4 separate regions of the Homo sapiens genome follow, and all the other regions are linked to region 1. Evidence: chromatin contacts called from ENCODE Hi-C or POLR2A ChIA-PET data. All regions are on one chromosome and are shown on one strand. The core of a region is the stretch at or near the end of the contact, and the rest is flanking DNA. Distances in the headings are between cores, read along the strand shown.

Region 1 (5,276 bases), core at 105-2,604:
CAGTGGTGGTGGTGGGATTCAAATTCTTATTAAAAAACAAAAGCAAACAAACAAAGAAAAGCTATGCGATGCCCAAATAAAACCATCTGTGGGCTAGCTGCTGCTGTTGTCCAAAGTTTGTGGCCCCTGGGTTAGACAAAACCTCTGAGCTGTCCTGACAGGTCTGGGAAAACCAAACAAGTCCTTGTCTCCTAAACTACCTGGGACTCAAGAGCTCTGTAGGAAAAAATTTGTACCCTGCACCCAGCTGGGGTTGACATTTACAGACGCCTGTTTTATGAACTGGGGAGATATTCAGTTGAAGCCAGATTGCTGAAAGTGCTGCTGAGAGAAAATCATCAGAAGGGAGGGCCTCTTCCCCACGCCACCCTGGTGGTAGTTCCTCTATGCCTCCGGATTCTGCTAAGCAGTAAAAGCTAAAGGGCAGTGTCATTAAGCTCCTAGGGGATGGGATGCAGTGGCTCACACCTGTAATTCCAGCACTTTGGGAGGCCGAGGCGGGAGGATCGTCTGAGTCCAGGAGTTCAAGCCCAGCCTGGGCAACACAGCAAGACCCCATCTTTGCAAAATAGATAGATAGATAGAGATGTATGAAAGTTACTAGGTCCCATGCTGGCAGGGGAGAGAGTGAGCACCCTGGCCTCCCACAAGCTGCCTCCCACTTCCCTCCGACTCCATCACCGATTTCCCATCAGAGCAGGCTGCTCAGAGTGGCTAAGTAGCTACCAGTTCATTTTCCACACCCTTCCCATTCTCCACGAGCCAGAGCTCCACCTCCCCCCAGAAGCTGTCTTCAACCACCCGGCCTGGGGAGCTCCCCTCAGCACTGGCTCCCCGCCCCGCCTCGCAGCACCTGTTCGGGCCTCGGTCGCGCCGCCGGGTCTTGCAGACGCGAATGTAAACAGAAACACAGTGAAAGGCGTTCGGAGAGCCTCGTGACTGCGGCACGGCGGCGAGCCGGGAACATCAGTGCGTCCAGAGCAAAATGAACGAATGTACGCATGACTCCTGGAGCGACCTTCACGAGGGAAAGCGCGCCCCCCGGCACCCACCCCTAAGCGCCCCAAAATGACCAGCCTTTACACAACCCAGCTCGCAGGCGAAGCTGAGGTCGGAGCTCCAAAAGCGAGGGAGGACAGCCGCTGAAGAAGTCCCGGCTTCCCATAGGCCAGGACGAAGTAGGGGGCGGGCTCATCTTGCAGGAGCGTCCACGTATTGGTGGAGCCGCGGACTTAGAGCTGCGATTCGCTGCGCGAAATTGCCGAAAGCCCTCCCGCGGAGGGAGAAGGGGCGGGAAGAAGGGCGTGGTCAGCGCGGCCGAAGGGCGTGGTTGGCGCTCGGTCCTGCCCTGCGCGTTTTGGGCTGCGGTTGGAGGGCCGCAGTTGCAGTCAGGGTCCGCCAGCTCGGGGCCAGCGCATGGGGCTGCTGAGACCGCTCCGGACGTGCGAAGCGTTCGCGGTGCGGTAGGTAGGCAGTGTCCCGCGTGCGGGTGCTGGTGTCGGGGGTGCCGCGGCGCTGGGGGCGGTGGCCCGGGCTAGATCCGCGCGCGCGCCCGGCCCCCTCCCCCGCGTCTCTTCGGTGCCTGCGGGGCCCTTGCGGTGCGGGCCGTCTGGCCTCGCGTCCCCGCCGGCAAGGGCACAAAGGCTCCCTGGGGGGCGGGGGCGCCTCGTGCCTTCGCCTCCATCTTGCGAGCGGAACGGCGTGTGCTGTGGCGGCCGAGGGGTCGGGGCCGAGGCGGGCGGCTGGGCTTGGGAATGCCCGGGCGCGGCGAGGGAGTGCGCGAGTCCGCGCATCTGGCGGCCGAGCAGCTGCGCCGCTGGTCGGCCTGGGCCCCGGGGGAGGTCACTTTCCCTCAGGCCTCTCCCGGGCGTGGGCTGTTTACCCAGCTCCCCAGTCGGGGCTAATGCAGCTCGGGCCTTTCCCCCTGGAAAGATGGAGACCAGTGATGTCTTCTTATCGCCGCGCCCAGATGCGGAGAGAAAAAATCAAGATGTCTCATTTTTTTTGCCTCGGAGGGCTACCCTTTCTAACTGTCATCACTAGAACAGTTCTCAGCAGCCTGGGGACGAATGTCCAAAACCTGTTCCAGGCCCTTGATGATTAGTAGGTTGGGTTTAGTGTATTGTTTGTAACAAAAATGAGCGGAAGCCTGCCAGGGCAGATTGGACCTCACTGGGAATTCATCAGGACCACGAAGGGAGGTAGCGTTTGTAAATAATCTAACAGTTCTCAGATCTAGGGTATGAAGAGTGTTGTGTTAAAGTGTGTAACAAAGGTTGTTGGGTCAGTTTGCCTTGGGTTTAGTTGAAAGATCTAGAAGTCACCACTTTTTACTTTGTTCCCTCCATTCCCCTTTCCCACCCTCTGTTGAGTCAATTCTGGCCCACTTAGAAAACAACAACAACAAAAAACCCAAGGAATTCAGTTTAACCTCTTTTGCGCAAAGCTTTTTAAAGCACTTCCCCACCCTGCGACTGATAACTCCTCCCTTTTTTGGGCTACCTTCTGCAGCCTCTGTTTTTACTCATCACACTGTATTGTGGTTTCCCCAGCCCCTAGCACAATGCTTGGAACATAAAAGGCACTCAATGATGGAAGGAAGCCAAAAGGAAACAAAATCAGCGTGGTAGTCTAAAGGTGACACAACAGAAACATTTATTTAACTTCTTGAGCGAGTTATTCTTACAGGTTAGGAAGGCAGCTAAGCTCAGGCTCTCTAAGTCAAACAGGCTTTAGCTCTGCCATGTTACTAACTCTGATTAATTTTTTTTTTAATGGTGATGGGGGTCTTGCCATGTTGTCCAGGCTGGTCTTGAACTCCTGGGCTCAAGCAATCCTCCTGCCTCTGCCTCCCAGAGTGCTGGGATTACAGGCGTGTCATTAAGTTATTTAACTTCTCCGTGCCTTGGTTTCCTCATCCTTAAAAATGGGAATAATAGTAGTACCTGTGTGGTGAGTTATTAGGATTAAATAAGATATTGATGTATAGTGCCTAATATAGTTCCTGGCACAAAGAAAATGATCAGTAGCTGTTAGCTGTTAGCAGTCGTTAGGAGAAAAATAAATGGATACTTGAATACACTCACCAATATGAAATATCTGTATAGTACTTGACCCTTCAGGATCTCTCTGTTTTTTGGTCCTTATCCGATCCCTTTTTTTGAGACAGGGTCTCACTCCATCACCCAGGCTGGAGTACAGTGGCATGATCTCAACTCACTGTGGCCTCAACCTCCTGGGGTCGAGTCCCTCTCACCTCAGCCTCCCAAGTAGCTGGGATCACAGGTGCACATCACCAGGCCCAGCTAATTTTCTATTTTGTTGTAGAGATGACGTCTCTCTATATTGCCCAGGCTTGTCTTGAACTCCTGGGCTCAAGCGATTACTGGCATGAGCCACGGTGCCTGACACCTTATCCGATGGCTGATTTTTTTCCTTTTTTTTTTTTTTTTTTTTTTTTTTGAGAGGGAGTTTCACTCTTCTTGGCCAGGCTGGAGTGCAATGGCACAGTCTCAGCTCACTGCAACCTCTTCCTCCCGGGTTCAAGCAATTCTCCTACCTCAGCCTTCCGAGTAGCTAGGATTACAGGCACCCACCACCGTGTTCCGCTAATTTTTGTATTTTTGGTAGAGACAGGGTTTCGCCATGTTGTCCAGCCTGGTCTTGAACTCCTGACCTCAGGTGATCCACCCACTTCAGCCTCCCAAAGTGCTGGGATTACAGGCGTGAGCCACCATGCCCAGCCTGATGTCTGATTTTTAAACATCCCTTTAGCCTTTCCTGATTCTCTTTCCACAGTGAAAGTATTCCGTAGAAGATTATCTGTTTATGTGTCTGGAGTCTCACCACCAACTAAAGATTGATTTGGTGCCAAATAGCAATTTGGCCAAGAGTTACAGTAGTACTTGATACATTCTTAACGGGGTCTGTTATCTGAAATGGTCATGTAAAATCAGAGGAGCTAAATAGATGGGGGCCTCATGTGGCTGACAAAAAATCTTTACCTGGTTGATCCATCCAGAAAGAAGCAGAGCTTATGGAGGTGGACTCTCCTTATAACTTAAATCTGTTCTCATGAAGAAACTGTCTCCTATCTTTAATGTTGTTCACCAACATCATGAAAAGCCCAAGAAATGTTCCTGTTGGCTTTAGACCTGTCTGCCAGCTAGAAGTGTCAGATACAACTCCTGGGGGACACTGCGTCACTTCCAGGTTTTCCTGCACCACTTTCTGGTTACAGGAAACAGGTTAAGTTGCACATTTCCTTGTAGCTGTAAGCTCCCTTGGCATATTGGTTTCTCTTAAATTATTTCCAGTTTCCAAAACAAATACCTTTCCCCTCCTCACTTGTAACTGGCACAGGAGAAATTCAGGTCTGTGATTCTGTTTTTAACATAGCCATCATGAATCTCAAATTCTTTCTAGGGAATACTATTATTTCTGGGGACTCCCTTTCAGCTGTGGTATTCTATAATTAGCCATTAAAAACCTGCCACAAGGTGTAAGCCTTTTCTAATGTCCTGTTGCAAAGGCCTTGAAGACAAGGGCCATAAATTTTCTTCTTGTGTGTGGCTGGCATATAGGCACCCAAGGAATGGTTGTAAAGCTATTTTAGTTGTTCCTTCTCAGGGTGCTGAAACAGCCTTACTTACCAACCCAGTGCTTCTGAAACATTTTTCTTACCAAGTCATCTGGAGATATTGCTAAAATGCAGGTTCTCATTCCAAGGTTCTGGGGCAGGACCTGAGAATCTGCATTCCCAACGAGCTCTGAGGTGATGCAGATGCTGCTGGTGCTGGATCACACTTTGATAGTGAAGTGCTAACCCTAGTATCTACATTTGCTTTTTAGAAGTATTGGGTAAATGGGTTTTATTTTCTTATGGTATTGGAATAAAATCTTGGGTTTAGGAGCTTTTTTCTATTTTTTGTTTTAACAATTTCTCTATCTTGTTAAAAAAAAACTATTTGAGGAATTGTTCCAACATACTTTGATGTAATAAGATTTTTAATAACAGCAATTGAGGCACATGGAGTGAAAAAAAAATAGGAGAAAGTCAAGGAAGAAATTAGCACAAAAAGGCAAGTACCTCTCTGTCCTATGCCTTTTACTCAGGTGAGATTGTGTATTTGGCCCTGAGCTTTGTAGCAGCCAAAGCAAAGAGGGAAATTTTTTTTTATCAGTTTTGCCAGTACTTATAAAGTGAAAATGTCTGCTGAATGGAGACAGCTGTTTCTGTTATTGAGGCCAGAGAATTCTCCCATGGCTTCTCCAAA
Region 2 (5,268 bases), core at 1,428-3,927, 600 kb before region 1:
AGGCTCAGAAGACCATATGAACTCTCCAAGCTGCAGGATAACAGCTGGGACTTATCAAGGGCCCAGGGCTTCTCACATCTTCACCACTTCCACCATGTCAAGGCCACCATCACGTCTTGTTTGGAATGCTATAGGAATCTCCTAGGTCCCATTTTTACCCTCCCTCCTATCATCCACCCTCTCTCCAAAGGCCACTCCATACAGCAGCATGTGGATGAATCTACAATAGAAGGCAAACTATGTCCCTCCTTTGCTCAGAAACTTTTAATATCTTCCTATTTCCCCATGTAAAAGCCAATCCTCAACCACAGTGTAGAAGGGCTATCCATTTCTAGCTACACATCTCCTCAGTCACTGCCCCCAGCCCCAGTACTTGGGGACTTTGCCCTTGCAGTTCCCTGTGCCAGCAAACTCTTCCTCCAGATGTCCACATGACTCACCCCCCTCCTTCAGGGGTCTTCTCAAATGTCACTTTACCAGAGGTGGCTTCCCTGACCATCCTGTATAAATAGCATCACCCTACCTCCTATCTCTCTCTCTACTGGCTTTTTAATTATTTTTATTATTATTGAGACAGGTTCTCACTCTGTCACCCAAGCTGCAGTAGAGTGGTGAGATCACAGCTCACTGCAGCCTTGACCTCCTGGCTTCAAGTGATCCTCCCACCTCAGCCTCCCAAGTAGCTGGGACTACAGGTGCACACCACCACACCCAGCTAATTTTTTTTTTTATTTTTGTAGAGACAGAGTCTCTCTGTGTTGCCCAGGCCTGTCTCAAACTCTTGGCCTCAAGTGATCCTCTTGCCTCAGCCTCCTATATTGCTGGGATTATAGGCATGAGCCACCGCACCTGGCCTTATTACTTTTTCCTAACACTTTTGTCACCCGACATATTTTGTTTATTGATTTCCTTTGCCCACTAGAATGTAAGCTCAGCAAAAAAGTAGCCTGCTGGATCCCCAGTGCCTGGTATACAGCAGGCACTCAGTATTTTGGTATAATAAGTGCTTACTATGTCCCCAATACTGTTTTAAGGAAGGTATTTACTTAATCTTCCCAATAACCTGAGATAGGCATTATTATCATCATTGTCATCTCTGAGTCACAGATGAAGAAACTAAGGCACAGAGAAGTTTAGTAATTTTTCCAAGATCACACAGCTAGTGAATAGTAGAGCCAGGATTTGAACGCGAGACACCGGCTCTTTAACCACCATCACATGTAGTGTCACCCTTATTGTGTCACTCAGTTAATGATAAAGAACTACTGCACTTTAATGCTTCTTCTCTATACCAGACTCTCAGAAATTGATACATACTAAAGTATGCTTTCAAATGTCAATCATTTCCTATAAGTGCCTAACATTTTAAAGTAATAAAGTGTGATTTTGAGCTAAGACTGGTAAACAAAGTGTGCTGCAGCCACAAGCGTACTGCGCTTTAGCCTCTATCTAGTTCAAGAACCACTTCCAGAGGATATGAGTGAGGCTTACAGGCGTGTGCAGGTAATTCTCCCTGCTCAACTGAGATTACCATCATTAGCTCTGGTCCATAAAGGGAAAACTAAGACACAAAAGCCACATTGATGTTCTAGGCCACACAGCCAATTGCAGTGACTAGAAGAAAGAAGCCTCCCCGGGCGGCGAAGGTTGCAGTGAGCTGAGATCGCGCCACTGCACTCCAGCCTGGGCCACAGAGGGAGACTCCGTCTCAATTTAAAAAAAAAAAAAAAAAAAAAAAAAGGAGCCTCTGAGGGGCCCTCTGGGACTGCAGTAGGTCACACATGCTCCCTGCTTATTAGCATAGAACGCCCCGGTGATTCATGCAATGGAATGTTTCAGCCAAGGATGTCACCTAATAGAGGATATGTTGATACAGCTTTATCTGAGAAGTTACATAATCGTCCTAGTGTGGAAATGCCATAAAGGAATTTCTGGCTTGAATAAAAGAGGTGTGTATCCCCTGGGAAGTACTCCACAAAGGGTATGAGGAGATTTTCAGTGAGAAGCTGACTACCCCAGACTGGGCAAGTGACTTGTTAAAAACAGGGCTCAATGGAGGCTCTCTGAGGACAGTGACTGCGCCCACTTTGATTTGGTAAGGCTTTGACTCCTGCTCGAGAGAGTCCAGGGACCCCTAGACCTGCCTGTCCTTCCACAGGGAAGAGCGACCTTTCTGTATCTAGCCTCCTGGGATAGAAAGGTCCCTACCTTGAGTCCTCTCTGCTTCGTTCTTTCAGGTCACACATTTATTTCTGCAAGCCTTCAGACCTTCCATTCTCTTTCTGCCCTAGAGAGCAGAATGAATCCTTCCCCCGATTTTGTTGGAATTCTCTGAAAGAAATCCTGCCAAGTCTCCCACTCTGGAATACCACCCCCAGCACCCAATCTTCCCTCGACCTCGCCTCCCATCGCCCCACCAGCGCCCAGGACGTGGCAGGAGGAAGGAGGCTGGAGGGAGGGGCGCGGGTGGCACGAGCACCTGTCACCTGACCGGCTCGGGCCCTCACTTCTCCAGCCCCGGCCCTGCCCACCCTCTGGCCGGTGAGAGCCGACAGGGCCCCCGCCCTCCCGGACCCGGACAGGCCCGTCCCTCCCGCCCCGGCCTCCGCCACCGTCCAATGGCCGAGGGGCAGGGCCCGCTGAGCAAGCCGCGGCAGCCCCGCCGGGTCCCCGCCCTGTTCCCGGTTCCCGAGCCGGGCCCCGGAGGCCTTTAAATGCTGCCCAGGGCCGACGCGGCACGGCCCTCGCCACTTTTCTTGGTCGGGCAGCGGCAGCGGCAGCGGCAGCAAGCAGCCCCGTCGGCCCGGGTCCGGGGCCGTTCTGGGCCGCGGCAAGCACCTTCGCCCTCCCAGCTCGCGCTGCCTCCCTCCCCTCCCCTCCTCCCAGGCTCTGCCTGCCAGGTCGGCGCCGGGCCCCGGGCGCGCGCGCGCGCGCCCCCTCGTGTGTGCGCGCGCCCGCCGCCAGCTCGGACCCGCGCCCCCGCCCCCGCCCCGCGCAGGACAGCCCCGGGATCCCCGCCCGCGCGCCGCGTCCCACGTACCCCGCCGCGCCGGGCAAGAAGATGGCGGGATCAGTGGCCGACAGCGATGCCGTGGTGGTGAGTGTGGCAGGGCGCGCGCGAGGCGCCCCTCCCCGCCGTCCCGCACTCCGCCGCCGCCTGCTCCAGCAGTGCTGGGGTGCTGAGCAGCCGCAGGCCCGGCCGGCGCCCGGCGCGTGGGAAGGCGCCCGGTACCTGTTAGCAGCCGCTGGCTGCGCGCGGCCGGTGTTAGGGGCTGGAGAGGCTCCCGGGCTGCGGGGCTCTGGGCTGGGGAGGGAGTTTGGGGAGGATGGCGGGTAGGGACGCCCGACAGCCCCCTCTGTGCCGTGCAACCGCCAGCCAGGTGTGCGCGTGGGTGAGTGTGTCCGGGGCGCGCGCCCCGCCACCGCCCCCGACGTACCGGGGATTCCCCCTTGGAAATGGGTCGGCGCCCGGGGCTCCCGAGAGAAGTTGAGCACGGCCGCTGCACTTCAGTCACGTCCCGAAGGACAGGCCTGGCCCACCGCGCTTCCAGAAGCGTTTACGGTTGGAGAGGGGCCTGCCCTCCTCCGGCGTGGGGCTCTGGCTCTTCGGTGGACCTCGACCTTGATTTTGATCTGGATCTGAAGGGTCTGCGGATCTTCAGAGGCTTAACTACCGGGTGGAAAGGATGGGTTTTGTTCGGGGGTGATGAGATTATCTAAGAGACGGTGAAGAGGCATCATCTGCAGACACTGTGTGCATGTGGAAGGCTGCTGGATTCCACCACATCTGTGTGGGTTCTTCCTCCAGCCCCCCAAAAAAGAGCCCATGGAAAGCCAATCTGTGTACTTCTATTTTTAGAAACTAGATGATGGCCATTTAAACAACTCTTTGAGCTCTCCAGTTCAAGCGGACGTGTACTTCCCACGACTGGTAAATGATTTTGCTCTGTGTCTCTGCCTGTACCTTCCTCCTTTCTCATTGCTTTTTAAAATTTTATTCATTTGTTTATTGCATTTTCCAGTGGGTCAGGCCTTCAGGGTCTGAGGTCTTGGCTTTTCCCTAACAGGCTGTAAAATTCATTTTTCTTCTCCCACCCTTTTCAGATAGTTCCATTTTGTGGGCACATTAAAGGTGGCATGAGACCAGGCAAGAAGGTGTTAGTGATGGGCATCGTAGACCTCAACCCAGAGAGGTAAGGCAGAGTCTTTGTCAGGACAGAACTATCAGGCTGTGGCTGAGCCCTGCCCACTTCTGTTGTGGTTTAGCACTCCTCTTCCTCTCCTTGTGGACAGTGTTGCTAGTTGCCAGTGCCAAGAAAGTACCATGTTCCCATGAAACGAATATGTATGAATCCCAGCCATCATTTCTCCAGACAGCTATTTATATCAGAGATTATAAATATAGGCCCACATTTTCTCTTTGACCCTTAGGGAGGCCAGAGGATTTTTTTTTTTTTTTTTAATGGTTTTGAAACATGGTGCCAGGAGCAAGAACTATCAAGATGAATAAGAACCCAACTTAACATTATTTCCCCTGGTCAATTTCTGTGGCTGTTTTTGAGAATTCCGAAGTGGAATTCTCTAATTTTAGTCATTTTCAACACCAAAGTTTTCACCAGAGCTTGCTTTAGGTAACAAAATAAGCTGGTTTGACTTACTTCTCCATAATCTAACCTCTCTTGAAGAGTAGTGGCCTCTTAAAAATGGACAAACCCAGAGGAGGAAGAAGAAATATAAGCACTTGGGTCATTTTGAAATGTTTTTATATCCAACCCTTAATCAGTGGGATGATTTTCTTTTCAGCTTTGCAATCAGCTTGACCTGTGGGGACTCAGAAGACCCTCCTGCCGATGTGGCAATCGAACTCAAAGCTGTGTTCACAGATCGGCAGCTACTCAGAAATTCTTGTATATCTGGGGAGAGGGGTGAAGAACAGTCAGCAATCCCTTACTTTCCATTCATTCCAGACCAGCCATTCAGGGTGAGTACCTCGAGTGCCTCGGCTCCAGCCACTGGCAGGCTGATAATGTTCGACTTACCTAGTGTGTGCCAAGAACACTTGAAGCAGCCAGAATTTCTGCATGTCCAGGAAATTTGTCACCCAATGGTGAAAAAAAAAGATCAAAAGAGCTCTGTTTGCTGATATAAATTAACACTTGCCATAGTATCTTCTTAGTTCTATTCAGGTCATACATTTAAATAGACCCATATTTACATGTCCAAATTGTTAAGAATAAGTAACTTTTCTATGTAGTACCCAACATATAG
Region 3 (4,941 bases), core at 715-3,214, 960 kb before region 1:
ATACATATATTTACTTTTTCTTGCTTATTTCTATCTTGTACACTAGAATACAAACACGATGAAGGCAGGGATTTTTTTTTTCCTGCTATATCACCCGGTTTAGGACAGGGCTTGGCACACAGTGGGTATACAAAAATCTGTTTTAAGAAAGCAGAGGCCGGGCGTGGTGGCTCACGCTTGTAAATCCAGCACTTTAGGAGGCCGAGGTGGGTGGATCACTTGGGTCCAGGAGTTCGAGACCAGCCTAGCCAACATGGCAAAACCCCGTCTCTACTAAAAATACAAAAATTAGCCAGGTGTGGTGGCCGGCACCTGTAATCCTAGCTACTTGGGGAGGCTGAGGCAGGGAGAATTGCTTGAAGCCGGGAGGCAGAGGTTGCAGTGAGCCGAGATCACACCACTACCCTCCAGCCTGGGCGACAGAATGAAACTCCGTCTCAAAAAAAAAAAAAAAAAAAAAAGTAGATAAAATTTGAGGATAAAACATTAAAGAATACTTATATAAGAGTAATTCTGAAAGTGGGGGTGACAGACAGAATAACAGAGTTCAGTGATGCAGAGTTTTGCTGTTCTGATTTGCTATAGGGCAGTGCTTAGAGAAAACAGAGAAGGGAATGGAACATAGGTTTATTAACCAGTGGTCTCTAAAGTGTGGTAGCACAGCAGGGTGTGGTGGCTCAACACCTGTAATCCAAGCACTTTGGGAGGCTGAGGCAGGAGGATTGCTTAAGAGCAGGAGTTTGAGACCAGCCTGGGAAATCTAGTCAGACGGCGTCTCTACTGAAAATGAAAAAAATTAGCCAGGAATGGTGGTGTGTATCTGTAGTCCCAGCTACTCAGGAGGTAGAGGTGGAAGAATTGCTTGAGCCTGGGAGGTTGAGGCTGTGGTGAGCTGTGATTGCACCACTGCAGTCCAGCCTCGGCAACAGAGCAAGACCCTGTCTTAAACAAAAAAAGAAGTGGTAGCACAAGATGATCCATTGCAACGAAGGGCCAAAGTGTTAGAGTTATGTTGAGCTTATAACCTTAGAGACATAATAAGTGGACTTTCACCAGTGCCCTCAGTCTGGGTCAGACGGGAAGAGTGAAGTGGGACACTCAAATGTTAGAAGTAATTAATCCTAGCACTTTGGGAGGCCAAAGTGGGCGGATCACAAGGTCAGGAGATCGAGAGCATCCTGACCAACATGGTGAAACCCTGTCTCTACTAAAAATACAAAAACTAGCTGGGCATGGTGGCGGGCGCTTGTTATCCCAGCTACTTGGGAGGCTGAGGCAGGAGAATGGCGTGAACCCGGAAGGTGGAGCTTGCAGTGAGCCGAGATCACGCCACTGCACTCCAGCCTGGCGACAGAGTGAGACTCCGTCTCAAAAAAAAAAAAAAAAAGAAGAAGTAATTACATACTTACATTATTATTTATTCCTACCCTGCTTTACATGTACTAGAAGACTTTTACATGAGGGAAGTAAGCAAAGAAGGTTGCAAGAGGATAACCTAGTAAAAGAACTCTGATGTCTGAATGGCTTCCCTTCATGTCTTGCTTCATTACCCTAACATTTTAGATAAAGGGAAATTTAATTCCTTGAACAAATTAAGTAGCATTTAAATATAAAGATTACTTTGATAAAAGAGTTAAGCCATAAAGATTATCTTTCTTGAGAATGCATTTAGAAGACCTAAATACAACTTTTTCTCCTCCTTGGCCAGAATACTGACATTCCCTTAATACAACTAAGTAAAAGTGTTCTATTAGGCCATGACAAAATAACAGTTCTGCTTGAACAGCAAACACCCAACTGATCATTTAAATTGCCTGAATTTTTAAAACTTGAATTTGATAGAAAATGAGCCAGGTTTTTCCCTGTTAGAAGAGATTGTTTTTACCTGTTAGAAGAAAATGCAGGCAACTTTGGGAAGGACGTGCAACTTTTATGGTTACGAAGCCACTATTTAAATAGTCTAACATGCAACTTACAGGTGCCAACTCCCTAGCAAGGCTTAACTTAGAAAAGGCCTCAATTATTCAACCACTAACAAAGTTCCTTTATTAGTAAGAGATGCTTTTAAAAAAGAACCAGATACTTTAAAGTGTTACATTAAATGCAAACTCTTCATCTATTTCAAATGAGTATTTTTGGAGTGTGGAATAGAGTTGTTCACAGTTTTCACTTCTGGTTTCTCATTCTCGATTATGCAAAAATGAACTCACAGAGACGAATTCAATTATGTATTTTGAAAAGTATTTACTTAGTTTAAATAAATTAATTGCAAATAAAAATTAAGCTACAATATATAGCCTGAATAAAAATGACTAGAACAAATACAACACAGGACTTGCTTTCTTGCATTAGTCACAAAGCATGTGACAATCTAGAAAACTTCAAAATCAATTACATTTCTTTGAAAAAGGGGTAACAGCAGTTACTGATACATCACAACTAATAAACTTATAATACAAGTTTCCTGACATGCATTTCCTGAGTGAACCCAAATGATCATTTTTTAAAACAAGGAAGTTTCGACAGTTGAAGTAAAATAAAATAATTCATGGCTTCTAAGCAACAAGTTTTGTTTTTTAAAAACCAAAAGAAAATTCAGAACAGTTTTGTAATAGGATAAATTAAAGGTATGCTACCACATATAAAACTTTGCTACAGTCAGTTAAGTATTATACAACTTTTCAAACTAAAGGAAAACAAATCAAAATATTAAAAGAAGATACTGTCTAATCTAAAAGTGTACTGGTTTCTACAAGTGTCAAAAAAAGATTTGATGTAGTGCAACTGTCTATACTTGTGGTGCCTTTGAAAAAAGGGTGGGAAGGAGGGGAGAGAAGAAACTTTTCTTGCTTCTGGAAGCAAAAGACATATTGGAATTAGAGAATAAACAGACCATGCAGTGCGTCACTCCACGCTGCAGTCATTGGTGCTCATCTGCCAACCAAACATTTCCTTAAGTCTCACTGTGGCAATCTCCTTAGGATTCAAACCCAGAGTTAAGGCTGGTCTGCTAAAAACGGGGGCACTATTGTCATTCAACCCTTTAGATCTCTAGATTTCCTAATGCCCGAATAAGGCCAAATACAGAATAATTAATTAAGCATTTCTTTTTCCAAAAGCAAATCAAGTCACTCTCCTTTCTTGCTAATTTATACTTTTTCTTATGGCAATGATTTTTTTCTAGAAACAGTGAACAGATGAACCACAGTTTATATCCAAAAAATAAACTTGCCAAATGCTGCTGATACTAAAAACAGATTAGTTATCATGGGAGAAAAATAGATAATCTAGATTAAATTGCATATCCAAAGGAGCATATAAAATGTTTCTTAGCATTAAGTTTTTGTTATAGTACTACGCTCGAGAGAAACATTAAGAAAAAATCTTTCCTGATTATCTTCAATGTTGTTAAAAACAAACACCTTTCACGCGGGTAATTAGTATGAATTTGGTCTTACAAATTACAAAGTATTCTAATTTACCAAATTCCATATTTAGATTGGGGTGGGGAGAGAGGCTCTCTCGTCCTTCTTCCTAACTTTGCAAATCCTTGAGCTAGGTTGCTCACTAAGCTACCATTCACACCAAGGGTGTGACACCATCGTTACCATGCTACTCTATCAAGAACATTCTAAGGTATTTTCTATAATAAAGATAAATAGAAAAAAGTTAATATACATGTCGCTGTATTTTACAATGTTTGCAACAAACTGTAAACTAACATAGTTTGAACCAACAGTACCCTCAGTTATACAAAACAATTTCAGCACTGAGGATAGGTGATTCAAAAACACTAAAAGGAAGGCATCAAATTAGACTATGTCTTTTTCTCCTCAAAATATATTTTCAAAACTCAGAATTCAGAAGACTGATACTTTCAGAAATTCCTTTGCTTGAGTTTCCCAGATTTTTGCTCAGAAATTGCTACTATTTATTATAAATGTTTTAAAAAATTCTTCATCTTAATGCAAATGACCAGAGCAGAAAAACTGTGACGTGGACAACAGGTTCGAAAACCCAACTCACTTAGCTTATAAATTTATAATGTAGTCCTGCAAGACAATGGTCTGTTAGTCTAGAGGTCCTTGAAAAATAAGTCTGATGTAGCCTTGTTCACCAGCCAACTGATGTGCACAAAAGGGACAGGCTGCATGAAAAGTATGAGTACCATGAGGAAGTGGGATCTGGGACCAATAGGCAGTTGTCTTTTCTGAACACACATGCCCACACGGGCTAAACGCATGGGTTGGAGGGCCGGCGTCCACATAAAATCCAGCTTCACATCCAAGCCACAGAGGAACATAGGGACCAACAGACCTACACATAGGACATTCACGATCTTTTCCATCACGTTCTTCTTTGTTTCCCCAGTTATGATAGCCATGTACATGGCCGCAGTTTAGATATACCCATGGTTGTTTTTCATCTACAACGTCTTTCCTCTTCATACTAGGAAATGCTAGTGTGTTGAACCCTACAGGGCACTGAGGTCGTGCTGCATTGATTTCCTGTCTTAAAGCTTCTAAATGCTTCACGGTAGGAGTGTGGGAAAGGCCTTCTGCAGTACGCCATAACAATGTTGCACCACAGAGGTCAATTAACGAGCCATCTTGTAACTGATTGGTTTCAATTTCCACCTAGAGGAGACAAGAGTTGAAAAACATATTCACCACTCTGTTTTGGATTTTTACATAAGTGTTTTGGTTTTAAGTACTCCTTACTCAAGAAATGAGGTTTCCTAGGATTTTCACTAAATATTCAAGAAACTGACAGTAGTTATGAAAAATGTTAAGTTTGAAAATCAAGGATAAAATATCAAACATTAACATATTTCTTTTTAGCCTTATGGTAAAGACAACTTATGATTAAAACATCTGGCTAATCAATAAGTCTAATATTTTTAATGAGGTAAATATGGTTTAAGATATACAGATGGCAACA
Region 4 (4,998 bases), core at 2,017-4,516, 550 kb after region 1:
CGTGGTGGCACATGCCTGTAATCCCAGCTACTCAGGAGGCTGAGGCAGCAGAATCGCTTGAACCCGGGAGGCGGAGGTTGCGGTGAGCCGAGATTGTGCCGTTGCACTCCAGCCTGGAAAACAAGAGTGAAACTCCGTCTCAAAAGAAAAAAAAAATTTACATACAAATTATATACCCCACATGAGAGTTTCTTGTGAGGAATTATAGTCCCCTACAACTACCAAGTCCCCTACAAAAAACAATTTACCTTACCCCCGCTTTTTTTTAGTAGAAATTGACACTGGGTTGAGGGTGTCCTATGGAATGAATGAGTAAAACTGAAACATTCGACTTGTTAGAAGGAAACATGACCATGATTTCAAGGATGATCCAATGTAGCTTGGCGGCAGCCCCTGATAGCTCTCCTGCTATGTGTTTTTTTTTTGGTAGCAGTGATGGAGAAAACAATGAAGATGAAATTTCCAGGAAATAACCCAATCAGGTGTTGCTTAATGGAGTCTACTGTCATTAAAATCCAATTTGATTCATTTGGAGAGTGAAATATCACAATTGCAACTGCACCATAATGGCTTTTTGGAAGATGGAATTTGTATAAACTGGGTTAATCCCTTGATCACCAATTCAAATAAAAATAGATAAAACATGAGGAGGTTGGCAGGGGTGAAGGACTGGGAATAGCAACGGTGTTGCCAGAAGGTGTCTTTCCTGCCAAGGGGAATTGGCATAGGGAACCGTCTCTGAGCCCAAGTTCTGGAAGCCACAACCTGATGGAGACAGAAGACAGATTGCCTAGGTCCAGCTGGGGAGTGGAGCCCTGCTGGCCCAGCCAGATCACAAGTGAATTGCCCCTCTGACCTACACATGTGCTCTGTGTGTCGAAATTTGCATTTCTTTCCATTTAGAATTTTGCTTTCTATTAGCCCACAAGAAGTTTAATGGCTGTCATGAACAAGTTTTGTTGTGTTTTCCTTTGGAAATGTAGCTGTTAGGAAATCATTCAATGAGTTCTGGGTTTATACCTAGAAATGGTCCCCTGGAAGTCTGGAAGAGTTAGATGCTACCACAAGGTTCTACCAGACGTGCAGGGCATAACTTGTACACGCAGGCTGGGTCAGCCGTATTGAGTGGATTGCAGGAGGAAACCTTAACTATGAGGCTGCTACCTTGGACTTGAAATACTTTGACAATCAACAATTAGTGAGAATTGGGATAAGATTTGTTTCTCCTTGGCAAATTCTTCTAACATTCTACAAGCAAAATGGGATTTCAAAGGCAAGAATTGCTCAGTGATGACAAACTTTTAATTACCTCACATACAAAAGATTGGCATGGTATTTATGATTTTTAATATAGTCATTAAAAAAGACTCCACAAGAATCTCTACTAAGCTGTGCTTGATTTGCCTGTACATTGGGTAGGATGCCTTTGAATGCAAGTTACAGAAAGCACAGGTCAGAATGGTTTAGGCCATTCTGGATAATTTGTTATCTTGCATAGGGTAAGTTGCAGGTTGGTTCCAAAATCAACATCCCAAGATATACAAGTGTCTCCCATTCTTTCCATTTTGCCCTTCTCAATGAGCTTTGTGCTTTCTCCTTGTGCCAAGATAGCAGCCAGATTTCTGACATCAAAATAGATATGACCTTGTCCAGCAGAAGAAAATTCTCCCTGTGTGTTGCTTTTTATTATTATGGAAAGATTTCTCAGAAACCCCTTCATTGACCTTCTGTCACATCTCATTGGCCAGCACTGGATCACAATCGCTTCCTAAATCAGTCAGTAGGGAGGTGAATGGGCTCACACTGACTACTTAGAGCTATAGATGAATCAACTCCTGGGTCAAGTGGGCAAGAGGTGGATCCCTGACCAAAATCTCACACACATGTACATACGTGCATGCCTATCCAATAATAGCCAACTGCTGAAGTGTGTGTACTCCACAGGCAGATGCTGATGCCAAGTTTGGGGTGCAAAATGTTATTAGGGTTCAATTCCTTTGAAGGGAAGGGAGAGAAAGCGGGGTTGGGTAGTGGAAGGAGTTGAACTGCAAGGTAGGCCTGAAAAAGTCTGGGCCATTTCTTGGCTTTGGAGGGTTCCGGGGCAAGTATTGCCTGCTTGTATCCTGCATTGGGTCGAAATGACCAGGACTTTATACCTAGGAGATGACTCATCAGATGTGGGCTGCTGGGAGAGGCAGCTCTCTGCAGCTGAGGCAGATTTGGAAGGCTACATTCCCCATAGCTGGGCAGAAGGTCCTGCCCTGCTGGGGGATCAGGGTGGTATACCCCCATGTATGTCATGCCAACCGTGTCTGTCACAGCCCAGTGTGCATAACTACATGAGTGTGAAAAATATATAACTGCATTTATTTAAAAGGATTTTATAGTCTCTTCTGGCCACTAGTCCAAACTCTCTCTTTCTCTATTCCCAGCCTCAATTTTTCCAGAGCAGCAGGGTTTTACTATATTATGTTTATGTATGGATTGTAGGTGGTTAGAGCTCAATCAGCTCTTGAAACTCACCTGTTCAATACGAGCATTAGTTAAGGAAGCCAGGGTCCATATGAGTTCTGGACCTCAACTTGAAATCTTTCATGTAGTAGGCATTCAATGAATACTTGTTAAATTGAATTAATCAAGGACACAGACTCAGGATTAGAACCTTGCTCTCCCAGCTTCTAGTCCAGTGTTCTGTGAACCTTGCTGTCTCTCTCTCTCTCTCTCTCTCTCTGTGTGTGTGTGTGTGTGTGTGTGTGAGAGAGAGAGAGAGAGAGAGAGAGAGAGAGAGAGGGACAGACAGACAAAGACAGAGAGTAAACTTTGGAATATCAAATAATTCTAGTAGTTTTGGTCCAGTGGTCTGGGATTTTACATTATCATGCATACTAGTAGGAAAACTCAGACAAATCAGAATTATTTCACTGGATAAACTAGAGGCAGATGTATCTGGCATTCACAATGGTTTTATTTTATGGGCTACATTGAGGGAACCACCTCAAACTTGGGTGGGGCAGTAGCTACTCAGCCCAGCCAAATATTGCCATGGGGCAATGCAGGCCCAAGATAGCCTGTATCCTCTGCTTCCTCAAGAGAAGCTGGAAATCTGAATTTTTAGGTGATATCTACAAAATTTTTAATGTTGTCTCAAAAATTTAAAATTGTCACGTTGGCCAACTCAAACATGCTAGTTTGAAAACTCTAATCCAGTGGCTCTCAACCAGGGGCAGTTTTGTTCCCCCGGAGACATTTGGTAATGTCTGGAGATATTTTTGGCTGTCACCAGGGGAGCCGGAATGCTACTGGCATCTAGAGGCCAGGGATGCTGGTAAACTCCCTACAATGCACGGGGCATTCCTCAACCAAAATGTCAATTGTGATGAGGCTGAGAAACCTTACTTTAGTCATATGTTAAAGTCAAAAACAGAAACTGCCTCTTTTTCACTGGGACCTCCTCTGTGAAAAGTGGCAGTTGGGGCCTGCCCCAAAACAGGAAAACTCAATTTCAGAGCTTCAAAAATCAACACTTTTAAAAATGGTTGCTGAGTTACAAATGGCCAAAAAGCATATGAAAAGATGCTCAACATCACTAACTACCAGAGAAATGCAAATCAAGACCACAACTGAGGCATTACCCAACCATTACAGTGGCTACTATAAACAACAACAATAACAGACAGTAAGTGTTGAAAGGGATGTGGAGAAGTTGGAACCCTGGGAATTGTTGGAGGATGTAGAATGGTGCCACTGCTATGGGAAACAGTATCATTGTTCCTCAAAAAAATTGAAACTAGGACTACCTTATGATCCAGAATCTCACTTCTGGGCCTATATCCAAAAGAATTAAAAGCAGGGTCTTGAAAAGGTATTTGCACACTCATGTTCATAGCAGGGTTATTTGCAAGAGCCAAGAGGTAGAAGCAACCTACATATTCATCAGTGGATGAATGGATAAACAAAATGTGGCATTTACATACAATGGAATATTATTCAGCCTTAAAAGGGAGAGGAATTCTGACACTTGGTGCAGCGTGGATGAACCTTGAAGACATTATGCTCTGTGAAACAAGCCAGACACAAAAGGAAAAACATTGTATAATTCTACTCACATGAGATATCTAAATTAGTCAAATCGTAGATAATAGGAAGTAGAAGGGTGGTTGCCAAGAGCTGGGGGAAGGGGCAAAAGAGAGTTATTTATAGTTATAGAGTTTCAGTTCTGCAAGATGAGAAAGTTCTGGAGATGTATCTCACAGCAATGTGAATATATTTAGTACTACTGAACTGTACACTTAAAAATGGTTAAGATGGTACACTTTATGTTATGTGGTTTTATTTTTACCACAATTAAAAAAATAGGTTACTGAGCTGAAAAATAGTTCACCAACAAATTCTAATCTCATTGTATGAGTTATGCCAAGGTATTTTGAAAAACAAACACAAAAACAGAAAGTGTCATTTGTAGAGAACCAAATCACAGTTTTCCGTGCATTTGAGGAGAGAAATAGCTAAACCACCAGAACTGTGACTGAGTGATAGGTGACTAAAATGATAAGCATTGCATCAGGGCTTCAATCCTCCTACACCCCTAGGGCTCAGTGTCCTTATGTGATCAGATCACTAAGGACTCACCAAGGTTCACAGCTGGTGGGATAAGAGCTGGTGAGGTGGGGCCAGGCATGGTGGCTCACACCTGTGATCCCAGCACTTTTGGGAGGCTGAGGTGGGTGGATCACCTGAGGTTGGGAGTTTGAGACCAGCCTGACCAACATGGAGAAACTCTGTCTCTACTCAAAATACAAAATTAGTCGGGTGTGGTGGTGCATGCCTGTAATCCCAGCTACTCGGGAGGCTGAGGCAGGAGAATCACTTGAATCTGGGAGACAGAGGTTGTGGTGAGCAGAGATGGCGCCACTGCACTCCAGCCTGGGCCACAAGAGCGAAATTCTGTCAAAAAAAAAAAAAAAAAAAAAGAGCTGGTGGGGTGGGTTCCCTCCTATG

What was found. Hi-C counts contacts between places; a loop is a spot of excess contacts on that map. ChIA-PET counts read pairs that join two places held with the same protein, here RNA polymerase II (POLR2A). Pooled maps may share reads with other maps.
Region 2: a loop to region 1 is called in a pooled map, with 3 times the contacts of the local background. The contact joins the promoter of LGALSL here to the promoter of CEP68 in region 1. A Hi-C loop is called at or near these places in 4 of 50 pooled maps.
Region 3: a pooled map shows a loop between it and region 1 (3-fold over the local background). The contact joins the enhancer-like site here to the promoter of CEP68 in region 1. A Hi-C loop is called at or near these places in 4 of 37 single-sample maps with no recorded cell type and 3 of 50 pooled maps.
Region 4: a map with no recorded cell type shows a loop between it and region 1 (14-fold over the local background). The contact joins the enhancer-like site here to the promoter of CEP68 in region 1. A Hi-C loop is called at or near these places in 2 of 37 single-sample maps with no recorded cell type and 6 of 50 pooled maps. POLR2A ChIA-PET finds 5 or more read pairs at or near these places in 1 of 52 experiments (activated CD4-positive, alpha-beta T cell).

Annotation. Positions count from the first base shown.
Region 1 is chr2:65,055,062-65,060,337 of GRCh38, forward strand. CEP68 (centrosomal protein 68) reads left to right here and starts at 1,355. Exons shown (of 7, transcript NM_015147.3): 1 at 1,355-1,467. RefSeq lists an enhancer at 948-1,187 and silencers at 1,288-1,397, 1,478-1,817, 2,448-2,497, 2,508-2,587.
Region 2 is chr2:64,451,485-64,456,752 of GRCh38, forward strand. LGALSL (galectin like) reads left to right here and starts at 2,678. Exons shown (of 5, transcript NM_014181.3): 1 at 2,678-3,097; 2 at 3,860-3,931; 3 at 4,105-4,193; 4 at 4,804-4,981. The coding sequence starts at 3,062. It overlaps LGALSL-DT (LGALSL divergent transcript), which reads right to left and starts at 3,394. Exons shown (of 3, transcript XR_002959392.2): 1 at 3,041-3,394. RefSeq lists silencers at 2,435-2,854, 2,865-2,934, 3,025-3,324.
Region 3 is chr2:64,090,632-64,095,572 of GRCh38, forward strand. It overlaps PELI1 (pellino E3 ubiquitin protein ligase 1), which reads right to left. Exons shown (of 7, transcript NM_020651.4): 7 at 2,021-4,637. The coding sequence ends at 4,071. Among named protein-coding and RNA genes, the nearest start is that of PELI1, 51 kb to the right of the region's middle. Within about 2 kb of position 1,965, at least 3 of the 41 ENCODE cell types and tissues checked have a DNase peak (open chromatin) inside an H3K27ac peak, as active enhancers do.
Region 4 is chr2:65,602,250-65,607,247 of GRCh38, forward strand. LINC03050 (long intergenic non-protein coding RNA 3050) reads right to left here and starts at 116. Exons shown (of 3, transcript NR_182288.2): 1 at 1-116. RefSeq lists an enhancer at 3,978-4,457. Within about 2 kb of position 3,267, at least 4 of the 41 ENCODE cell types and tissues checked have a DNase peak (open chromatin) inside an H3K27ac peak, as active enhancers do.